Regions from separate parts of the Homo sapiens genome. Here all the other regions are linked to region 3. Evidence: chromatin loops called from intact Hi-C (ENCODE). Cell type or tissue: mammary epithelial cell. All regions are shown on one strand.

What was found. A loop is a pair of places that touch in the nucleus more often than their neighbours do. Peaks named below come from ENCODE experiments on the same cell type or tissue, not always from the same donor. Only the 100,000 strongest peaks of a DNase experiment are listed, where the experiment ranks them.
Region 1: it touches region 3 in a loop (20-fold over the local background); 4 of 110 quality-filtered maps call a loop at or near these places.
Region 2: it touches region 3 in a loop (11-fold over the local background); 37 of 110 quality-filtered maps call a loop at or near these places.

Annotation. Positions count from the first base shown.
Region 1 is chr14:32,379,690-32,387,689 of GRCh38, reverse strand. The region is part of intron 1 of AKAP6 (A-kinase anchoring protein 6); the gene reads right to left. Among named protein-coding and RNA genes, the nearest start is that of AKAP6, 54 kb to the right of the region's middle. In mammary epithelial cell, a CTCF peak has its summit at 4,778; a DNase peak (open chromatin) is centred at 5,619.
Region 2 is chr14:32,251,547-32,259,546 of GRCh38, reverse strand. No RefSeq gene overlaps it. Among named protein-coding and RNA genes, the nearest start is that of RNU6-8, 52 kb to the right of the region's middle. In mammary epithelial cell, CTCF peaks have their summits at 4,507 (motif pointing right) and 7,263 (motif pointing right); DNase peaks (open chromatin) are centred at 4,496 and 7,276.
Region 3 is chr14:32,556,950-32,564,949 of GRCh38, reverse strand. All of the region lies in intron 4 of AKAP6 (A-kinase anchoring protein 6), which reads right to left. Among named protein-coding and RNA genes, the nearest start is that of AKAP6, 230 kb to the right of the region's middle. In mammary epithelial cell, a CTCF peak has its summit at 4,480; a DNase peak (open chromatin) is centred at 4,559; H3K27ac peaks cover 398 bases.

The DNA of each region.
Region 1 (8,000 bases), 180 kb after region 3:
TCATGCCAGGGATGCAGGGATGGTTTAACATATGCAAGTCAATAAATGTGATACACCACATAAACAGAATTAAAAACAAAAATCACATGATCGTCTCAATAGATGCAGAAAAAGCATTAAACAAAATCCAGCATCCCTTTATGATTAAAAATATAATAAATAATAAACAATACATATATTATAAATATCATAATATATAAAATATAATAATAAAATAAAAAATGATAAATATAATAAATATAATAAAAGCCATCGATGACAAACCCACAGCAAACATAATACTGAATGGGGAAAAGTTGAAAGCATTCCCTCTGAGAACTGGAACAAGACAAGAATGCCTACTCTCATCACTTCTCTTCAACATAGTACTGGAAGTCCTAGCCAGAGCAATCAGACAAAAGAAAGAAATAAATAGCATCCAAGTTGGTAAAGAGGAAGTCAGACTGTCACTGTTTGCTGATGATATGATCATTTATCTAGAAAATCCTAAAGATTCCTCCAGAAAGTTCCTAGAACTGATAAAATAATTCAGCACAGTTTTCAGAAACAAAATTAACGTACACAAATCAGTAGCTCTTCTATACACCAACAGCGACCAAGCTGAGAATAAACTCAAGAACTCAACTCCTTTTACAATAGCTGGAGGCATCACATTACCTGATTTCAAACTACACTGTAAGGCCATAGTCACCAAAACAACATGGTACTGGTATAAAAATCAGCACATACACTAATGGAACAGAATAGAGAATCCATAAATAAACCCAAATACTTACAGCCAACTGATCTTCCACAAATCAAACAAAAACATAAAGTGGGGAAAGGACACCGTTTTCAACAAATGGTGCTGGGGTAATTGGCTAGCCACGAGTAGGAGAATGAAACTGGATCCTCATCTCTTCCCTTACACAAAAACCAACTAAAGATGGATTAAGGACTTCAATCTAAGACCTGAAACTATAAAAATTCTAGAAGATAACATTAGAAAAACCCTTCTAGACATTGGCTTAGGCAAGGATTTCATGACCAAGAACCCAAAAGCAAATGCAATAAAAACAAAGATAAATAGCTGGGACTTAATTAAACTAAAGAGCTTTTGCATGGCAAAAGAAACAGTCAGCAGAGTAAACGAACAACCCAAGAATGGGAAAAAAATCTTCACAATCTGTACATCTGACTGTGGACTAATATCCAGAATCTACAATGAACTCTAACAAATCAGTAAGAAAAAAAGAAACAATCCTATTAAAAAGTGGGCTAAGGATACGAAGAGACAATTATCAAAAGCAGACATACAAATAGCCAACAAACATGAAAAAGTGCTCAACATCACTAATGATCAGGGAAATGCAAATCAAAACCACAATGCGTTACCACTTTACTCCTGCTAGAATGGCCATAATTTAAAAATAAAAAAATAATAGATGTTGGCATGGATGTGGTGAACAGGGAACACTTCTACACTGCTGGTGGGAATGTAAACTAGCACAACCACTCTGAAAAACAGTGTGGAGACTCCTTAAAGAACTAAAAGTAGAACTACCATTTGATCCAGCAATCCCACTACTGGGTATCTACCCAGAGGAAAAGAAGTCTTTATATGAAAATGATACTTTGCAGAAACGTGAAACCAACCCAAATAAAGAAACTGTGAGATGTAGATAGATAGATAGATATAGATATAGATACATATGATGAATATATGTATTATATATAATATATGAACTGTATATATGAATATATGTATAATATATAATATATGAACTATAATATATGACTACATGTACAATATATATGAACTGTGATATATATGATATATGTGTAAGATATATATCATATATATGATGAATACTATATATATCACCATATATAGGAATACGATATATCATATATGATATACATATATCTCATATATATATGATGAATACTACTCAGCCATAAAAAGGAATGAATTAATGGCATTCGTAGCAACCTGGATGAGATTGGAGGCTATAATTCTAAGTGAAGTAACTCAGGAATGGAAAACAAAACATTGTATGTTCTCACTCATAAGTGAGTGCAAAGCTATGACGATGCAAAGGCATAAGAATGACACAATGGACTTTGGGGACTCGGGGGAAAGGGTGGGAAGGGGGTGAGGGATAAAAGACTACAAATAGGGTGCAGTGTATACTGCTAGGGTGATGGGTGCAACAAAATCTCACAAATTACCACTAAAGAACTTACTCATGTATCCAAACACTACCTGTTCCCCAATAACCTGTGGAAATTAAAAAAAAAAAAAGAAATAAAAATAAAAAACAGAGACATTTAGTTGCAAATAAAAAATAACAATCTTAGTAAAAACAGAACTTCTGTTCAAACCAATGCCATCAAAAGATAAAGGGGAAGAATTCCTCTCCTTTTATGGCTATGGGACCTGAATTCTGGGGCTTCAAAGCTTGAATCAGAGTAAACATTTAAGTAAATGCTTCCAATCTGCATAATGGATGCGGCTTTTCTCTCTAAAAAAAATGTCTCTTACATCTACCCTTTTTTTTTTCAGAGTGTCATGAGGCAAGATGGAGTTTCTTATTGAAGGTGAAGGCCAAGCAAGACCAGCGACAGCATCATGACAGGTGAAGCACCAAAAAAGTAGTCTAGAGCTTTTTATCATTTCAAATTTGCTCCTTGCAGATCTCCCTAATGCCAAGCAGATCAAAGCATGGAATATTCATAAAACCCCATTAATTCCATCAGCACCCATTACCATAAGTTGAATCAATTTTTGCAACTGGAGCTTTCATTATAGGCATCATCCATATCCCTCCACCCACCCTAACAGACCCCATTTTAATCTCTCCCCACCCCTGCATATATGAGCACAAAATGTTTTCAGAATTTACGTACACTTCACACCTTGCCAGTGACAATCATGCCCCCTAAAACCAAAACAAGTAACAATAATGTGGACTTTGTTCTTTTCAGGGAGCTCATTGAAGGGTGGAGCTGAACCCCCACAAAGCAGGATAAACCAGTTCCTATTAAACCAATGCATCAGAGACACTGAAATAACACAAGTAAACACCAGCCTGAGGCTAGGAAACTGAGGTTCTGGTCTTAGCTCTGCCACGTATTAAACAAATCATTTCTCCTCTAAAACTCAAGAAATGGCATTGAGGTCCCCTCTGTTACCAAAATTCTATGATTCTATGACTTCTTGTAGGTAGCCATTATCAGCTATCCTTTGCTTCTCTCCTCCTCACATGACTAAGCAACAACAAAACATGTGACAACTTTAGAATTTCCCACATTTTAGCCCCCACTCCCTCATGAGAATTTTTCTAGTGGTCTTAAGATCATCCTGAATACTCTGCAGATTAGGGCAATGTAAGACACAGAATCTTTACCCTAGAGACTTTACCTATTGCTCCGGTATCACGAAAATTTACCGAGTAAAGAAAGAAAGCCCTCCTCCCATTATTCTAGCAAGAAGGGAACACACTGACCAAAGATTCATTCCTCTTGGGCCTATAGCCTCATTTCAACAGTTAAGGGATTTTGCGCCATCATAGCATTTACCAAACGTAAGCCTTTAGTTAGCAGAGTGCTAACTCTTAATCAGGTGCTCCTAATTCCAGCACTGTACATCACATTACTGGTGGCTGTTTGTGCGTCATGAACCAGTCCATTAACAGCCTACCCTTGGTCACTTACATGCACAATGGCAAAAGCAGAGAACACTGGAGTGTTCATCAGAACTTTAAGTTCTCAAGGCAGCAGATATGGTCAAAGATGCTCACTTTGAAATCCATTAGCAAAGTGCCGCATGAGAGATTGATACTTGGCCTCTCAGTAATGCTGTTTTCCTCTAGGATTGGAACAGATGATGACCGTTTCTTGAGTTAAGCAAAAGTTGGCTTGCACTCAGGAGCCATGTTTAAACACCAGAATTACCTTGAGTTCAGGGAGATGCTCCCACAAGGAGAGGCCCAAGAAAACTGAGATCAACCAAGGAAAAGCAAATGTATGCTCCCCATCCCCAGGGAGCTCCCAGAGCAGGCCTGGGCTTATTGAGTAAATTGATATGCAGAATTACTCATGATATTTAAATTTCTTTCCAAATGCTCCCAGTTGAATTTATATATGTTACATCACATGATGTAACTCCACTGTAATGTCACTAAGGCAAGCATACTGAATTTTCTGGGATGGGCCAAATTCAGATATTTTGTCTCAGCCTCAGAGTATGTGACACGTTACAGGTTTCAGAGACTGCAGTCATTCTAGAAAATAATACAGTTCTTTGAAAGATAATTCACCCACTTTTTCAGACTAGATTAGGAAATGACATGGTACAGTCATGACAGGTACAGTCCTGTCTTGTTTTCTATTAAAAAGCCTTGATCTATTACTGTGGCAAGTATATGATATACTATTTTTGACAAACAGTTAAATAAAAGATATTCTTTTAAAGTTATTTTAACACAATTCTTCTTTTACACAACTAAATATTTTGCTTATATTTTGAAGTAGTTTCATCTTCAGCTTCTCTCATTACTTTTCACTGGGACAGAAACACACACACACACACACACACACACACACACACACACACACACATAAAATCTGCCCTCCTGATTAGAACCTCAAAATTCTATCTCTAATTCTAGAATGAAGCATAATCTTTCTGAAGCAGTAATTTTTTTAAACCAGGGGTTGTAGGGCTCTGGTGATATAGGAATTTTGAAGCTAGTGTCCAGAGGGTAAGGCTGGTGGAGATACCAATGGTGTGCAGGTGGTGGCAGCAGCACTCTTTGCGGGCCCACTCTCCTCAGCCCAGCTGCTACCACATCTCTCCTATTCCAGGCAACCACATCCAAATCACTGCATCCTTCCCCTGTACCACAGTTTACTCCTATTGGTACAGTTTCTTTCCCATGAAAAACAAAGCTGGTATACACTTCCACACTCCCCATCTACCACAGGCAGTAAAACCCAGCAAGCATCTCTCAAGAATTTTCTCTGGACATGCCACTGTAACTGGCACTTGAATCCTGCCAATTTTTCATTCTGAGATGAAAAGATGAAAAGCATAAGGACATCATGTCACTGGGCACAAAGCACTCAACAAATTTTCTAAATTGAAGTATCTGCCAATGATAGCTAACATTTATTGAGCACTTACAATGTGCTGGGCATTCTACTAAACATTTTCATGAAGTAGCTCACTTAATCCTTATTATAACCCTATGCAGTAGAAATCATTATTATCTTCAAATGATAGACAAGGAAACTAAGCCTCAAAGACAGTGTGCAACCCGCCCAGCGCTCACACAGTGAGAACATGGTGGGACCAGGACTTGAACCTGTGATGTCCCACTCTGATGCTGGTACAGAAATGTCCTCAATTCAGAGGCTCCCTCTGAAATCTTACTCTCAGACAGAGGGGTAGGCTCCAAGCAGAATTCCAGAGACAAATTCCCAGCAGATGGCTTAACTGATGAGAGGACCAAAAAGCACTAGTATCAGCAGAGAAGTGAAGGAATGGAAACAGCAGCAAAAAGAAAAGACAGAAAGGGAAACCAATGTTTGCTAAGGACCTGCTAGGTGACTCACAATCTTGTAAGGTATTACTAATCCCCTTTTCACAGATAAGATTACTGAGGCCCAGAAAGTTAAGTAACACACCAAAGGTAAGATAAGTCAGGACTCCACCAAACTGGAAATGAACAGGCCGAAATTTTCATTCATCTAGGAAAAGAGAGGGAAGAGACGAGATCATACAGTGAGTAGTACTTTGGACCTGAGGCAGGTGAGGGTTTGAGGATGGAGGTGAGGAGAGACACTGGTTAAAAACCAAAGGAAGAATGTGAGGAGCCTTGGGTACACAAGTCATTAGAGGAGGGTTTGGGGCCAGATGAGGTAAGTTAGAAGAAAAGGAGGGACAATGAAGCAGAGAACTAAAATAGAAGGTTTATGGAGGAATAGGGGTAACTAAAGGAATGGCCAAAAAAGCAGAAGATGTTGATCTCTTCCTCCTCTTCTCTTCCTCCCATTCTTTCTCTCTAATGTAAACTTCACTGTCTCCTAGTTCCCCCACTGCTCTACCTCCAGATCTTAGTCTTATTTTTCTTTTCCTTTCCTTTAATGGCCCAAACAGTGGAACCAAAGTATACTTTTACTTTATATGTTGATTGAATAAAGTCATATGCTCTCAGTTAGTTTTTAAATTAACTCAAAAGATAGTTTTCTATCTCTACCACTACCCAGAAACTTCACTGAAACTAGAACCAAGTTTCTCTTCATAAGTAAATATGAATATCTCCATAAATATCATAAGAAGACCTTACTGATTTTTTTTTTTATTTGAGATGGGGTCTCACTCTGTCACCCAGGCTGGAGTGTGGAGGTGCAATCTTGGCTCACTGCAACTTCTGCCTCCCAGGTTCAAGCACTTCTCCTGCCTTAGCCTCCCGAGTAGCTGGGATTACACGCGTGTGCCACCAGGCCCAGCTAAATTTTTTTGTACTTTTAGTAGAGACAGGGTTTCACCATGTTGCCCAGGCTGGTCTCGAACTCTTGGCCTCAAGTGATCTGCCCCCATCAGCCTCACAAAGTGCTAGGATTACAGGCATGAGCTACCATGCCCAGCCGATATTTTCTATTAATACGTATCTTTAAATTTGTCTTATTCCTACCATAGACTAGGTGCTCTGAGGGCATGTTTCTTCCACTGAATTGTAATTTTTAAAAATAGGACTTTGGAGATTTGTTTTATGTATAAGGCCTGCTAAAAACACTAAGGAAAAAAAAAACTCTTTTGTAAGAGGGTCTTAAGTGAAATATTCACTGAAATCTGAGAAATCTTGAGAAGTCGAAGTTCTAAAGCAGATGGTTGCTCTCTATAACTGACTACAAGTGGTTTTAATGGTAGCGAGTTGCTTTTCTCACGTGACAGGACTCTAGCAGCAAATAATTCTGGAGGTGGTACAGAGGCTTGGGGAAATCAATAAGGACCAGCACTTTCTATCCTTCTGTGTGTTGGGATTGCTTTCCCTTATGAGAGGCAGAAATTTTATAGCTTTTCTGTCTATATGCCTCTTGAAGGAAGAATCTGTTTTAAAATATTTTACTAATGTCTGAACCACCGACTTTGATAACATAAAACACAACTTCAAGCCCAAATGTAAGTAGAAAAGACCTTTCAAAATCTTCATTCATTTATTCAGTCACTCACCAAACATTTGCTAGTTTGTACCTGATCTGAGGTAGGCACTGGCAGGGAGAGTGAGAGATAAATAAACTATAAAATGTTGTCTCTAGGAGCTTTCATTCTGGTGCAAGAGACACATAAAAACAATTTACCACAGGTCGCTCGATCATGTACTACAAGTAAGGAAAGAACGGGGGGCCGGTGGGAACTCAGAAAAGGGGAAGTTACTGCCTGAAGACACTAGGGAAGCCTTCATAGAAAGGATAATCCCTCTAGTCTTGAAGGATACACAGACATTTGCCAAGTGCATTTTCAATGCCAGGAGCAATAGGCTCACAGGATAGAAAAGGAGCTAGAGATTCAAATCAGATAGTAAAAGTCTTTAGATGCTCAGCAGAGACAAATGGGTTTCTTCAGTCTGAGAATGACATGGAGAGCTTCAAATGTGAAGAAGAAAATTTGCAACATTGTAAAGACAAATTTATATAAGGAAGTAGCCAGAGAGAAGGCAGCTGTGGTCATCTCCAAGATGTGATAAGTGACTAGATGAGACAGAGACAGAGAGGAGTAGAAAAGATGGGCTGATTGTGAATTTCTAAGGCAGATGTGACAGGGTTTGATACACGATTAGAGGTGGAGTGATAGGGAGGAGACATTGTCAATGGCAATTCACAGATTATCAGGCTAGATGGAAGCTAGATGGAAGGTGATATCATACCTAGAGACTAAAAATAATGTTCTTGACAGGAGTTGCTGAGCTCAGTTCTAAAGTGTTGAGTTTGAGGTTCTGAGAGGCATCCAGGTC
Region 2 (8,000 bases), 310 kb after region 3:
AGAACACTTGTGATATTTTGTTGTGGTGGGTGGCTAAGATATTTGAATTTTTGAGTCATGAGGAAATTGAAGAGTTAAATCTCACTAGCTCACAGAACCAAGCAGAAAGATAAATGCAGAGTTTAAATGTCTTTTCTCCTTCTAAAACAAACAGTGCAGAGTCAGGCATTTAAGGCAACTTCCATTATAGTAAATTTTGCACAAATAGGGTCTAGAGTATGTGTCCTACAAAACTATTCCTTTTAGAAAATTAATAATCAACAAAGTAACAATAGATGGCTACTACGATGCAAAAACAGAAGTAGTCCAGAAAGGACCCCCTTTTCTGGAATTAGCTTTGTACCCAAATAGAATTTCATGTTTACAGGCCAAGGGTCTGAAAGAGAAAAGCTAAGTTTCTAAAGATAAATGGGTTAAAAGCTGGGGAGTCTGGATGGCATCCCCTGAGATACCATTTACCTGGCATCAGGAACGTTCAGTTTTTGAGTCAAAGCTATGTCTACGGTATGAGACAGACAGGTGTTGTTTTCAGGTCCTTCAGCAGAGGTTCAATTTCCTGGGATGCCAAGGGAGGAAAGTTCAGGCCAACTCAGCTTGTCTTTACTGACAGCAGGCCAAACTCTAGTGACGATCTGATTTGGAGAGCCAAGAAGTCTTAGTTTTGATCTTTGGTAAGGAAAAGCTGAGACTCTGGCCAAGTCAACAGAAAAGGGAAGAGGCCAGGGTGGGAGTAAATCTTATGAGATGATGCCTGCCTACACACTGGGAAGGCGTGTCCAGTTTGAGGCCTCTGGCTTGCCTGCTTACACTTAGGGCAATTACTGAGCTGCTGTTTACTAAGCCTTTACATAGAGGATATATTCATTTACTGTGTCTTTGACATGCTGTTTTAAAACATCTTAGAGAGGGGTCTTACCAGTGACAGATGACCCTGAGCTCAAGAACAGGGTCCTGTAGCTTTTCCAGAACCCTTTCCTGGGAGGTCTAAATCAACCTTCTGCTTTGCTTAATGTCAGAAATAGGAGGACGGTAACCAGGCTGGGAGCCCAGTAAAAGGCAGCTGGCTTCAACTGGCCTGTGGAAGTTGCTTTCTCTGTAGCATATAACTGGACAGACATATGGTGTAACAGTTTAAAGCACAGGCCATGAAGTCAGAAATGGGTCAGTTCCCAGTTCTGCCATTTTCCAGCTTTGTAAATTTCAGTAATTTTTAAAATCTCTGTAAGTTGGCTGGCCACAGTGGCCCACACCTGTAATCCCAGCACTTTGGGAGGCCAAGGTGGGCAGATCATGAGGTCAAGAGATGACCATCCTGGCCAACATGGTGAAACCTCGTCTCTACTGAAAATACAAAAATTAGCTGGGCGTGGTGGCACGCGCCTGTAATCCCAGCTACTTGGGAGGCTGAGGTAGGAGAATCACTTGAACCAGGGAGGTGGAGGTTGCAGCGAGCCAATATCGCGCCACTGCACTACAGCCTGGCGACACAGCAAGACTCCGTCTCAAAAAAAAAAAAAAAAAATCTCTGAAAGTCACTCTCTCCTCATCTGAAAAAAATGGGAATATACCTATCTCACAAGAAATAATAAAATAAAATAATACATGTAAAGTGTTTTGGCATTAAGTAAGTTGTTAACATCTGTGTTATCCTTATTACCAGTAGAACAATGAATTGAGAAAAAGGGAGACAGGAAAGTCATTCTTGATCTGTGATTCTATTTCTCAAGTTTTAAAATAGGAACGTGAGTATTCTACCCATTTACCTTTACCCATGAGTTCTTTACCATTTACCTGAGATGACAGAAGTGAATTTCATTAGGACAGAAATACAAGATGATGTCATTAATTAGGCTATCACCTGAGGAAACCAAGATACTATCATTAACAAAAGGCTATCACCTGAGGAAAGATGGCCTTGATATTTGTCTGCTTTCTAATTTTCTTATTACATGAGAATTCGCACTTTCAGTTTGTATTTGTCACGTGCTGAGATTTTAAAATGATATCAAAATGTCTCTATAAAGAAATAAATTTTTAAGAAAAGGAAAAACCAACAGGTGATGAAAAATGAAGCCTCCACATGGCAAGACTTTGCTGAGTCACTAGGCAAACTTTGATCAGGTCAACCTCAGTGAAAAAGAATTTAAACTGACCTAAATCTATCAGAAATGAGATCTCTTTTCTCCCCCTCTGGGGAAAAAACAAAACAAACAAACAAACAAACAAACACCAAAACGGGCCAGGCGCGGTGGCTCACGCCTGTAATCCCAGCACTTTGGGAGGCCGAGGCGGGCAGATTACCTGAGGTCAGGAGTCCAAGACCACCCTGGCCAACATGGTGAAACTCCATCTCTACTAAAAAAATACATAAAAATTAGCCGGGCATGGTGGCACACGCCTGTAAACCCAGCTACTCGGGAGGCTGAGGCAGGAGAATTGCTTGAGCCCAGGAGAGGGAGTTTGCAGTGAGCCGAGATCGTGCCACTGCACTCCAGCCTGGCTGACAGAGCAAGACTCTGTCTCAAAAAAATAAATAAATAAATAAATAACCAAAAAAAACCTAAAACCAAAACAAACACATTTTCTTACCAAAGTTCTGATGCAAAAGCTAACAACCCCACAGTGTTTCATTTTTGTTGAAAAAAAAAATTCTACAGTTTATTACCTTTCCTTGAAAATAATATATACAAGGTCTTAAATATTTACCAGATGATGCAGATCTGCCAGGGTTTTCAGCCAAGTTTCAAAGTTTTATGAAGTCACTTCTTGGACATATTTCTAACAATCTGGCCCATGAAAATTAACCGGGGAAGATATTTCCACCTTCTTCACATGGCCTTGAGCTCACAGTCTCTGTGTGTGCCCATAAGAAACCCACACCCTATAATCATAAATGTCCTAGCTCATTCAAAAGCAATTGTTACTACTGATAAATAAATACACACAAACAAAAGTTTATTCTTTGGGAACATTCATTTCCAGTGAAGACACCATGTGTTCTGGCTTCAGTACAAACTCATTTTCCCAGCCTCTACCTACTTAGATCTCAACTATCTGTTCTCTTTAAATATCTTCTCAAAAATAAATCTCAGTTCAGGTTTTCTACACTAGCAATTTTCAATTTAGACTCCATAAAGCCAAACACAAAACCTGTCTCAATCAGAGTAGATCCACATTTTTTCTTTAAACTTTACAATTTATTTAAATTGAGGCTGTAAAACATTTTTTAAAAATAATATTCTTCTGTAATTATATCCCTTAATACAGAAGTCTGTTTCATTACTTCAGTTGATAAAATTATTTAAATTAATCATAGATATTAAAATGTCTTATTCCCATTTAAAAATCTTTCAAAATTATTGTGTGCCTCTGAGAAATTTCAAATAACAGGGAGGCTGAGCCTCCACATCCTCTCCCAGTTGCCTTGAGGGTCTGGCTGCCAAAAATCTAAGTCTTGCCCATGGGAGTCCCACATACACATCCATCCAGGAAGGTCACATTCCATCCAGAACTCCAGAGGAACAAAATGATCCAAAGGGGTGCAAAATCAGGCCAACCATTTACTCTAGACCAAAATTTATCTATAAAACAGTGACCCAGTTAGTGAAGAAACATTATCCTCATTCCACCACACTATTATTTTTGTGTTTCTATGTGGGTCACAGCACAGAAAAATCCATGGAGAATTTGACAGGGAAAATAAGGAAGTTACAACTGAGGATTGTTGACCCCACTTTTCTGCCTAAGTTGTCAAATAAAGGGAAAGGTAAGACTGACCACAGGGAGTAGCAAACTGCATTTGGCCAGACTTTGGTATTTTACAGATAGGAAAATATATTAAAAGAATTAGGGAACTGATTTACATTTGCTTTTTCTTTTGCCAAGCAAATATACGTTTACAGTGATAACCCTCATCTCTCAGAATCATTCTGTAAAAATGCATTTTAACACTAAAAAGGAGGGAGACTATAATCTCAGGAAAAAAAGGCCATTCTTTTCCTGAATAGGTCAGTTGGCCCTCTTATAGATGTCACAACAAAGGTGGCCACCCTGCCCCCTACTTTGGATTTAATGTTTTGTTTTGTTTCCACTTTGAACCAGTTTAAAGTATTTCAAGGCGATCCCAGTCAACATACTGGATACTCAGAGGAATGAGGCCAGCGCATGATGTGAGCGGGGCTCACAGAGCAGCCTGGGCCTGAGCAGGGCTCACAGAGCAGCCTGGGCCTGAGCGGGGCTCACAGAGCAGCCTGGGCCTGAGCGGGGCTCACAGAGTAGCCTGGGCCTGAGGTGGCTGGCCGTGAGCTCAGCAGGCTGAAGGGGAAATCCCTGTGGGATAACTCTAGTTGCCAATTAGGGAGATCCAACAGAAAACCAAGCACACCACAGCATTTTGTGAGTTTTCCTGTACTCTGCCCAGTCCTAGAAGAGGGCTGAAGGAGCCAGATTACACACCCTCCCCTGCTTTGCCAGCCAGCTTCCCAAGCGTGGTGATCCTTCTCCAGCAGGTGGCAGAACACACACATAGAAAATTACAAAGCTACCCAAGGTTTCTGTCTTTCGGTTGGTCCATTGTGTTACTTCTTTAAAAGTTAGCCATGTATAGTAAGAAATTTTGCAAACAAAAAACCTACTCATATTCCATCCTGGAATCCTGTTTACACAGGTACTTTGGTCTTCACAGGGAGGCTGAAACCTGCAAAGAGGAGGACCACAAAATAAAGAAAATCCTGGCCAATAAACTATGAATACCAGAACCCACATCTTCCAGCTGTTAAAGAACCCAGCAAATAACTCCTGCATTTCACTTTGTCGCCCACACTGGAGTGCAGTGGCATGATCGCAGCTCACTGCAGCCTCAACCTCCCGGACTCAAGAGATCCTCCCACCTCAGCCTCCTGTGTAGCTGGGACTACAAGTGTGTGCCACCACTCTCGACTAATTTTGTATAATTTTTGTAGTGATGAGGTCTCACTATGTTGCCTAGGCTGGTCTCAAATTCCTGGTCTCAAACAATCCTCCTGTCTCAGCCTCTCAAAGTGCTGGCATTACAGGCTTGAGCCACCGCACCCGGCCTCCTGCATTTCTAAAATTTCTAAACCCAATGAAAACTTTCACTAATCTTCATCACATGCACCTATAAGGGTGTAGTTACAAATTGTCTTTTCTAAAGAAACCCATGGATTTTACATTGCCTCTTTCCAAGGAGAAAAGTCATACAGTATCCAAAGTTACACAACGGGTCAGGAGAACAGCCCAGAATACCTGTCAGTGTCTCTCGATTGAAGTGTTTATTCACAGAAGCAAAGTCATGTTTAAAGCTGAAAAAGTATTTCCTAAAATATACTCTAGTTGAATATTTCAGGTACAATAGTAAGTAGGTCACTTGCTCTCTAGGATTCAAAGAATATGGGCCTGCATTACTCTGTTTCTGCCCTGAACAGGAAAGTTAAAAGGAAACACTGCACAACAAGAAAATCCACAGCACACAGCTATTTAAGCAGCTGTGGCTTGGGGGTCAGGTCTATCACTGAAAGCTTTATAGATAATCTTCAAAACTAATTTGACCCACAAAAGTAAAACCAACTGGGCTTTCCCAAAAAATCTGCAAAAACCATATTCATAGTATCACCCTCCCTTCCAGATAATTTATAGTCAGAAATTGAACCCAAGAATAAATGCCCTAGAAATATTTTTTTAAATAGCCTAAATTTGACTGTCAAATCATGTTCCTTCTCCATGTTTTTTTTCAGTGTCTAATCTGGTCCTACTCCTACCCCCAAATAATTTTCCAGGGGTCCCAGGGGTGCCCCATGCTCTACACACCTTCTTTTTTTTTTTTTTTTTTTGAGATGGAGTTTCGCTCTTGTTACCCAGGCTGGAGTGCGATGGCACAATCTTGGCTCACTGCAACTTCCGCCTCCCGAGTTCAAGCAATTCCCCTGTCTCAGCCTCCCAAGTAGCTGGGATTACAAGCATGCACCACCACGCCCGGCTAATTTTGTGTTTGTAGTAGAGACGGGGTTTCTCCATGTTGGTCAGGCTGGTCTCAAACTCCTGACCCCAGATGATCCGCCTGCCTCGGCCTCCCAAAGTGCTGGGATTACAGGTGTGAGCCACCGCACCCGGTCCTACATCTTCTTGGATGCTATCTGCCACACAAAATAGAATAAGAGCTAGAAGGGACCTGACAGGAATACAGCTACTTCTATAGATAAGGAAAACTTGGTCCTGAAACAAACTCACCAAGGCTACAGCTTGCTAGTCCCAATATTGTAATTCCACCCCCCAGTGTCCCATCCCTCTAGGTCTCATCAGGTCATTCATTTTCACTAGAAGTAAGTGTAGGTCAAAGCAACTGGATTCATTACTACTCCTCTCAGAAAACAACTAACAAGGGGTTTTGGTTGAGAAATTTCAGAAAAAAACTGGTTGGTTGGTGGGGAACAATTTTGAACGATGGGTACTTTCCATGTCCTCAAATCACATTCTGCCTGTAAATAAATCACACTTCAAAAATACAAACATAAGAACTGATCTGTAGTGACCCGCTTATTGGCAACTGTAAAGAATGTAAGCTGCATGAGGAGAGAAACTCTGTTTTATTCACATCTGTATTTCCAGTATGTAGAATAGAAGCTGGCACTGAATAGCAGCTCAACAGCAAATATTCGTTAAATGAACAAAATGAAGAAAGCATCCCTCTTTTCTTCTCTCTATAGTCCATCCCCACCCCCATTTTGTTCTCTTAAGGTCTAGTTTCCTTAATCAAAACTATGTTCTGAGGTAAATATCTACCTGTCATTTATACTTTCGTAGCCTTTAAGTCACTGCTTGGAGTGTTTGGAATTTCAGTTTCACATCTAACAAAAGGCTTTGAACCCCCATCGCAGGTCTCCAGTCTCAGCCAACAATGGAAGGCCTTTGTGGCCAGGCCTTTCTGCACATATGGCCAAGATTTGGATTCTTTGGAAGAATAGCAAACTATTCATTGGAACAGCTCCCTTCCCCAGTGACCTCTTGATTCCCTCCTGTGGCTCTCCTTAGCCTTCATATCCTTGTAAAGTAATCTAAAACCCTATCTTCCTGCTGTCTTTATCTTCCTTTCTCAGCTGTCAAAACCTGGAAGACATGCTGCTGTTGCATATTTAGCCTCAACTATATTGTTTAATAAATGCCAAGTTGCCAGTTTCTCACACTCCACTCTATGAAGCCAGAACACCTCACCTTACTGAGTTAACCAGGAACCCATGCTCACCCTATAATACACTAGGGGGTGCTGTTGCTATATCCAGACCCAGTTGCTGTAGCCCGACTGGAAACAGGAAAAGGAAACAAGGGAGCCTTCAGGGTCCTGAGAGACATTTCTAGATGGGCCACTCTCTGCACAAGCCCTCAGCACAGTTCCTCAGAAGCAAAGAACATTATACCTTACCAAGCCACACAATTCCAGAATGAAGTTCACAAATGGTACAAAAAGAAGGGAGGGCTGAAGATCTCCAAGCGAAAGGCTTTATTGTAAGACTCATTAACATACATGGGCCTACACAATCATATTTATGCCAGCTGCTAGATGTGAATAATTAATGCTCACCCTGCTACCAGTTAAAACTCTGTTTAGACAATCAAGTGGCAAATACTGTCAGGCAGAATCGGATACAACAAATGCAATCATAACAGGCGAGAAATACTTGAGTTTATCACTGATTTTCACAATCATCTTTCCTTGTATGTGATATCTAAGACTTTGGGAATGAAAGTTTTATATACAAACAAATGAGTATCCACCTCTCTCAGCCCGCGGCTTGGCTGCTGCACAAAGCTTCCAAGCTGCCAGGGAAGCCTCCTTGGCCTCACTTAACTCTTTGCTGAAATGACTGGTAGACCCCATATGACAGAGAAAGCTCTCACATACATCAAAAAGGCTTTTGGCCTTTCAAATTTCTGAATAAGTCATCATGAAAAAAGAAATATTTTGTTGGGTTTGTGGATTTTTTTAA
Region 3 (8,000 bases):
ACATAAACAGAATTCAGAGAAAAGGGATTTCCTCAAAGTCTCTCAAGGATAGAAAGATAAAGAGCCAACAGCTGCAGAGCACTGGAAACATTTAGTGTTGATCTTGGGAAAGAAAGTATTTGCTGCCACTTTGTGACAAGCTTGCAAGATCTGGTAATAACCAGGAGACAGGATGTTCTAACAGGAAGTACTGTGGCTTGGGAGAGACAGATTCTACTTGTAAAATGAGGGCATTGAGCTGAATGATTTTTCATGCCTTCTGACTGTTAACATCTGAGGTTCTTGCATATAGAGCTTCCTTCAAAGCCTGAGACATTCAGACAACTTGCCCCTCTTCCAATTAGGGAACTGATCTTTGGAGTCTTCCACATACCCTCCCAATGCCTTCTACTCCATTCACTATATCTATCCTTCAAGATCAAGCTCAAATGCTCCTCTCCCAACAAATCATCCCAATCTATTGCTGCCTTTCCAATACACTTTCTCAATCTTCGTATATTTAGCAATCAGGGGTTTGAGGGACAGTTCAAAACCTATTACAGGCCCTTCCTTTTTCATCCCTTAATATACTGTAATGAATCTACCTCTAGGTAAAGAGTTCTGTAAGAATTATTATTTATAAGCATATAATTATAAATATGTATTATAAATACAGTCGGCCCTCCATATCTGTGGGTTCTACATCCGTAAATTCAACAAAGCTTGGATTGAAAATATTTTCTTTAAAATGGATGGTGACATCTGTACTAAACATGTATAGACTTTTTCTTCTTGTCATTATTCTCTAAACAATACAGTATAACAACTATCTACATAGCATTTACATTATATTAGATATTACAAGTAACCTAGTGATAATTTAAAGCATACACAAGGTGTGTAGGTTATATGCAAATACTATACAATTTACATAAGGGACTTGAGCATCATTGATTTTGATATCCACAGGGGGTCTTGGAACGAATCCCCCACGGATACTGAGGAACGACTGTATGTATAAATACCAATTATAAATAAATAAGTATATATTATTCATAAGGTTGTTGTGTGACAAAATTATAAATTAGAATGTTGTTTGTATTTGTCTGAACACACATGCATAGCATAAATTTCCCTATATAAACTTCCTAAGATGTCAAAGAAGTACATTAACTAAAATTATTGGGCCACTTAGAGGAGAATTATCTCTAATACAATTCAAGAATCATCTGACAAGGCAGGAAGACAAGGCAGAGTCTTACAGAGAAGAGGGTGCAGGAACCTGGGGTGGCCATCACAGGTCCCACGAAGGGCGAAGAGCACCCTTAACCACTGTGGGTGAGAGTTGTATGGGAGGCTGAAGCTCCATGATAACCAAGGTGGCTGAAGGTGGAAGGAAAAAACAAGGTGGTGGCATTTGATGTCAAAAGACCAGTCATCTCTATACAAGGAGCTGCTAAGACCTGACCCTTCCCCCCCCACAGTACTAATAATGAGAACAACAATAACAACCACAAGAGCTAACATTTATTGAGTGTTTACTACATGCCAGGTACTATTCTGAGCTCTTTACACATTTTAAGACATTTAATCATGACTCTCTGTGGCAGATATGATTTTTAATTCTCCTTTGCAGGAGGAAACTGGAGCACGGAGAGGTCAAGTCACCTGCTTACAATAGCACAGGTATTGTAACACAGGTGATAAGCTGAGACATGGTTTACACAATATGGCTCCAGAGCCCACATTCATAGTCACCATGCTTCACAACCATCCAGCACCAAAGAATGCCCTCACCCATTAATATGCATTCCCCCAGAAATCTCTTACTATGAATGTATCTTTTCCTTTACTGTGGAGTTCCATCTACTAATTTTCTGAATATTCATCCTTTTGGTACCATGAGCAAGGTGGTTTTGGAAGTTCTTCCCAGCCATGTTTCCCTTGTATAAAAGTGTGTCTAGAAAGTGAAATGGGCACAGATATAATTCTTCATGGACCCTACATCCTATTAAGAAGACTCTGGTCAACAGTCTTCTTAACAGGAATAAATACAATGGCATGCACCAAACAATATAAAACTTTAGATGTAATAAGGATAGGATAAGGAAAATAGCTTTAATGAAACTTTGTGAGGTGAATGTGATTACTACACTACAGAATCCAGCCTGAAACTTTATTTATTTATCTATCTACCTATCTATTTATTTATTTATATGGAGTCTCGCTCTGTCACCTGGGCTGGAGTGCAGTGGTGCAATCTCGGCTCACTGCAAACTCCGCCTCCCAGGTTCAAGCAATTCTCCTGCCTCTGCCTCCTGAGTAGCTTGGACTACAGGCACCTGTCACCACACGCAGCTAATTTTTATATGTTTAGTAGAGACAGGGTTTCACCATGTTGGCCAGGCTGGTCTTGAACTCCTGACCTCAAGTGATCCACATGCCTCAGCTTCCCAAAGTGCTGAGATTACAGGTGTGAGCCACTGGGCCTGGCCTGAAACTTTACTTTAAAAGACTACCGATAGTCTTCTCTATGCTATAGAAAATAAATCAAAAGCAAAAGTATTTCTGTTAGCTCAACTTGTCAGTTTTATTTTGGGGCTCAGGTAGGAAGAAAAAAGAGTATTAGATCTCCAATTATGACTCCCTCCCCACCCACACACACATACGCCTTTCTCAAGCAAGTAGTACTAGTCTCTAGACAAATCCAAAAATATGAGTATCATCTATAAATGACACCTTTCCAGTTTTTCTTAAAGCATTAAAAAAAGAAAATACAACTTCCTTTATTCCTAGACAAAACATGAAGGTAAATAGTAAAGCCACTGGGCTTCCTAAAAAGCAATGCACTGAGCCTCATCAACCTGAGAATGGAAAGCGTATGAAGCAGATATTACAGGCAGCACCTTTCCTGGATAAAGTTGCTTAATCACCATGCAAAATTCAAGCCTATCATTCTTAGATAGAAAATTCTATAACCTCAGACAGGGCCTGACATCATGAGTGACCTTGAAACAGAACCCACACTCTTGAAATGATTTCCCCCCATATTGTCTGAACAGAGCACAAGCCTCAGTGCTGATGGGTAATTTTAAGGCATCACAATGACAAGTCTGCCAAGGCAAATGTTTTTAACTGCTTCACTTAGCTGACCTTATTTGCCATAAATTCAGGCTAATCCATATCTAATTCTTACTGGGTAACTCACTTGTTTACTGTCACCACTGGCCCTGGTCTCTTGGCATCTTATAAACTCTAGCCAGGCCCCAAATTCCTCAAGGATGTCTGGCTCTTGTCATATTACAGTGCTAGGAATGCAGCATGAATGGCTCATTCCTCCAGGCTCGTTAATGTCACAGCCTCACATTCACTTACCATTAGGATCTTCTAAGGGAAACTTGAGTTCACCCAAAGTTCCAAGGAACACAAAGTCAGCCATGTTGAAGTGATATACGCCAAGGAATATTGTACAAAGAAATGAGTGCTTCTCTTAGTTATTCCTCACAGTTAGTCTCTCATAAAATTTCAGAACAGAAAAGTATTTATAGGTCATTCAATTCTATTCCTTTATTAATATTTATTTTTTAAAACTGAGGCTTGCGAGGTTACATTTCCAAGGTCACGATGCTACTTAGGGGCAGAATTAAGGTTCTTACCCTAGTTATTTCTAATATATATGGTGCTAATTCCCTAGATTCATAGGAAAAGTCACAATAATAATAAAACTAATATTTATGTAGCCTTTAGATTTACAATGACCCCTTTGCTCTTTGTAGTTTCATACAATAATCTGAGCAAAGGCATGACAAACATAATTAACATCTCATTTTGAAGACTAGAAGACTTATACAGTAAGCTTTAAGTGACTTATTCAAGTTTTCATAATTAAAATGAGGGATTGTGAACTGAGCCCAATGTTTAAGTTCTATATCCTTGAGTAAATTACTAACTTCTGTCTCTTCTAATTTATAAAATGAAAATATAATGTAACAGTGTCTGCATCAAGGAAGAATTTTTTTCTTGAGAATTAAATGAAGTGATGTACTAAGTGAATAAACCCCTTAGCATTCTGCCCGACAGTTTGCAAGGGGACAAGAAATAACAAAGTTTTGTTTTGTATTTAAATTGTTATTTTTCTGAAACATCCTACCAGCAACACAAAATTATGACTTCGGGATTAAAGATAAAGAATAATTCACTAAAGTTCCAAGAATCATTTTAGTTGAATTTAAAAATGCAACGCTAAAAAAATAAATAAATAATAAAAACGCAATGTTGAGTTTATCCATCTTTTGAGTTTCATCACGATAGTAATATTTGCCATCAAATGCAGTTAGGCACTGTTATCATCTTAATACAAGATATTATTGCATCATAACCTTTCCATACGAAGAAAATTACAAAGAACTATTTTCACCTTGATGTTTAAAGCTGCAAACAAAAGGGCAGATCATCTTCCGTATATATTGCAGAGGCCAACAGCCATATGCAGTGACTGGATACAGCCTCACGGTGGTGCTAAATCATCACTGATAACAACTCAAGACCCATTGAAAGCTCTACAGAAACCAAACTGAGGCAGGACTGAAACATTCCTAATGTTAAACAGCAAGGAATTTGCTTTGGATCCCTACGGTTCTTCTGGACCAACCTTGCGCAATGATCCTGACATGTCTCAACAAATCCATTAGCAATGTTAATATACAGTTTTTGTCCTGGCATTGCAACAAATAAAATATACACAAAAGATTTTTATTATCCTTAAAAAGAATTGTGCAGCCTTACCTTTTAAAATGTTATGTTGACTTAGAATTCCCAAACTGGATTTGGGCCCCATTCATCTACTGTGTATCTTAAGTTTATGTATGCCTTGGAGACATTTGTTAAATTCCTTATATCTCCCAGCCCCCAAATTTCAGCTTGAAATTTCAACTCTTTTTGACTCCTTTCCTCTTCTACTCTCCTATTTAAAACAGCCACAAAATTTTATCAATTTGCCCTTTATAATATCTCCCACCTATCTATTTCTTTCTTCAGTCAGCTTCCAGACCCACAGTTCAGACCCTTTTACCACATGTCTAGGCTATTTCAATAACCCTTAAGATTAGGCTTAGAGGAGATTGCACCACTGCCCTCCAGCCTGGCAACAGAGCAAGACTCTGCCTTAAAAAAAAAAAAAAAAAAAAAGATTAGGCTTAGAGGACTACCTCCCAACCGCAACTGTACATTACAATTGCTTGAAGAACTTAAAAAATACCCAACCCCAGGGATTCTGATTTAATTGGTCTGGGGTGGATAAAGAGGTTTTTTTATTTTTTTAAAGCTTCCCAGTGATTGTAATTTGCAGTCACAGTTGAAAATTACTGCTAGAGGTGTGCCCAGCATACCACAGTCAGATTAACCTTCTTAAACTACCAACTCTCTGGGCCAAACATTTTAAGTAGTTTCCCATCTTCGCAAAGATTGCGAATTAGTGACTTAAAGTCCAAACTATCCCAAAGATGTGTTTTTATTTGACCTATTTAAAAATTGTTCAGATCCAACATCTAAAAATTGGGAGATGTCACATAAAACCCAGATTTCTTCCTTCTTTTTAAAAATTCCAAAATCTTGGCACAAATGGCCCACATTCCCATGCAACTATCAGCTGGAGCTGAGTAGTGGCTGCCCTTAAGACATGTCACATATCTTCCAGGTGATTCAGTCCCATCACTCCCCATTTACAGCTGGCTTTATGATTCATTTATACTATCTTCCTGGCCTCTTAATTTTAGTTTGTAGCCCTGATCTAGAGAATAAAGTTCAAACTCAATGATACGTTCACTTACTCATTCCCTTAACTACTCATTTATTCATGCATTCAATAGTATTGATTTTGTGTCTATGCTATGCAAACACTTGGAATTCAAAGTCCCTCATATCTTGGCCCTATTCTTTCTAACTTCACATTCACCTTCCTCTAACAAAGTTATTTCTAACTAGTAGTTAGTTTACGAGACACCTTCCTCCCAATATTCATAGCTTAGAGGCTAATTTCCAAAACGCCTTTGAGGTCAGGTAATGCTATGTGACAAAGTGGGCCAGTGGGATGCGAGCAAAAGTGGCATGTGTAACTTCTAAGTCGTATCCATAAGAAGAAAGGTGGCTGCCCTCCATTTTCCCCTTCTTGTGAGCTGGAATGCAGACATGGTATTGGTGGTGAGCCATAGAAGAGCAAGAGGGAGAAGCAACCTGGACCTCAGGACGACCTCTATCTTCCCTCGACTGTCTGCCTCTAGGTAAAAGAGAAAGAGACTTCTATCTTATTGTATTTTGGGGTCTCTTTGTTTATAGTGGCTTAGCCTATACTCCAAAACACCAACGATTTCTCTTAACTATCACCCAAACATACCTTGAATATTCTTGCCCTCCACCCTGGCATATGCACAAGTTCCTGTCACTAACATTATGCCTCCTCATCTCTGCTATATAAATTCTACTCATCATTCAAGGCCCAGATCAAGTATTCCCTCTCCTGTGATGCTTCATCAAGCTACATTTGTATTATCTTCTTTTTTCTGTTCTCCCACTGCATGAATTTTCCCTTGGCACTTACCAAATATTGTCTTATGTAACAGACACAGAGCCTTGAATTATGTTGCCATATCTACCTCAAGTACTACATCCAGGACCTAAAACAAAATTTTAGATTGTGCATCATAAAAATTAAAAAGTATTCAGAGTTTCTACAGTATTAAACTTCTATACTTTTTGTTTAATAATTATGTGCACTGTCAACTCATGTTCAATCTGTGATCCTTTAGGATTCTTGAATCTTCTCATTTTAATTACAAAACTGAACCTACCCAATTCTTTAAGAATCTGGCTTTTTCCTTGGTATTTAACTAAATCCTAGTTTTCTTTATTCTTGTATCTAAACAATTCCTTGACTTTTTGGATACATATTTCAAAGATTCAGAAATGCACTGAAAAGATCAAGGGCTCCAGTTTGAATGGTAATGAAGAGACAACTCATAGTGTCATCATATTTGGAATCTGAAAGTCTCTAGGACAACACTAGAGGAAGAAAGTAGAAGATACTCTCAAGGAAGGAAAGTTAAAAAAAAATGGGTGACAGAGAGTGAAAACTAGATCCAGAAGAAAAGTAAAGAAAAGCAATGGGAAAGAAGATAAAAGGAAGAGAGAATACAGAGACAAGAGGAGGACTAGCAACTGTGAATGAAAAAGTTAGCATAAGGGAAAGGCACATGCAAAATGGAATGCCAGTGAAGAAAAGTGGAATTCCATAGCCTCAAGACGCTTCCTGATAAGGATACTCATAAGAGATCATTATCAACATCCAAGTAGTGTAGAGCACACTACCACTCCATCAACACTAGGAACACTGGTGCATGGTGGGTATAAAAGAAACATCAAAGGCAAGTAAGAATTGAATTTATAGCAGAATCGTGATTGCAAGTTACTCTGTGGGTGAATAAAAAAGGATACAGCTGTGTTTCAAATGGGACTTATTTGAATCTCAAATCCAGTAAATAATGGCTAGACAGGACTTTTTTTAAAAGAGTAGGCTATAATGGGCCATGCGGCGGCTCCTGTCCATAATCCCAGCACTTTAGGAGGCCAAGATGGAGGATGGCTTGAGCCAAGGAGTTCGACACCAGCCTGGGCACATGGTGAAATGTTGTCTCTACAAAAAATACTAAAATTAATATGAAAATTATCCAGGCATGATGGTGTGTACCTGTAGTCCCAGCTACTGGGTAGGCTGAGGTGGGAAGATCAACTAAGCTCCAGGAGGTGGAGACTTGACGTGAGCTATCATCACGCCACCACATTCCAGCCTGGATGACAGAGTGAGACCCTGTCTCAAAAAACAAAAACAAACCAACAAGAACAAAAAAAGGGCTCTCAAAAGTATTTTTTTTTTCCAAGACAAATTCCAGAAGATGACTTGGTCTTAGCCTTGTAGCTGTGTCTTATCCTAAAAGAAAGCCAAGAGTGAGACCCTTAAAATATGGGTG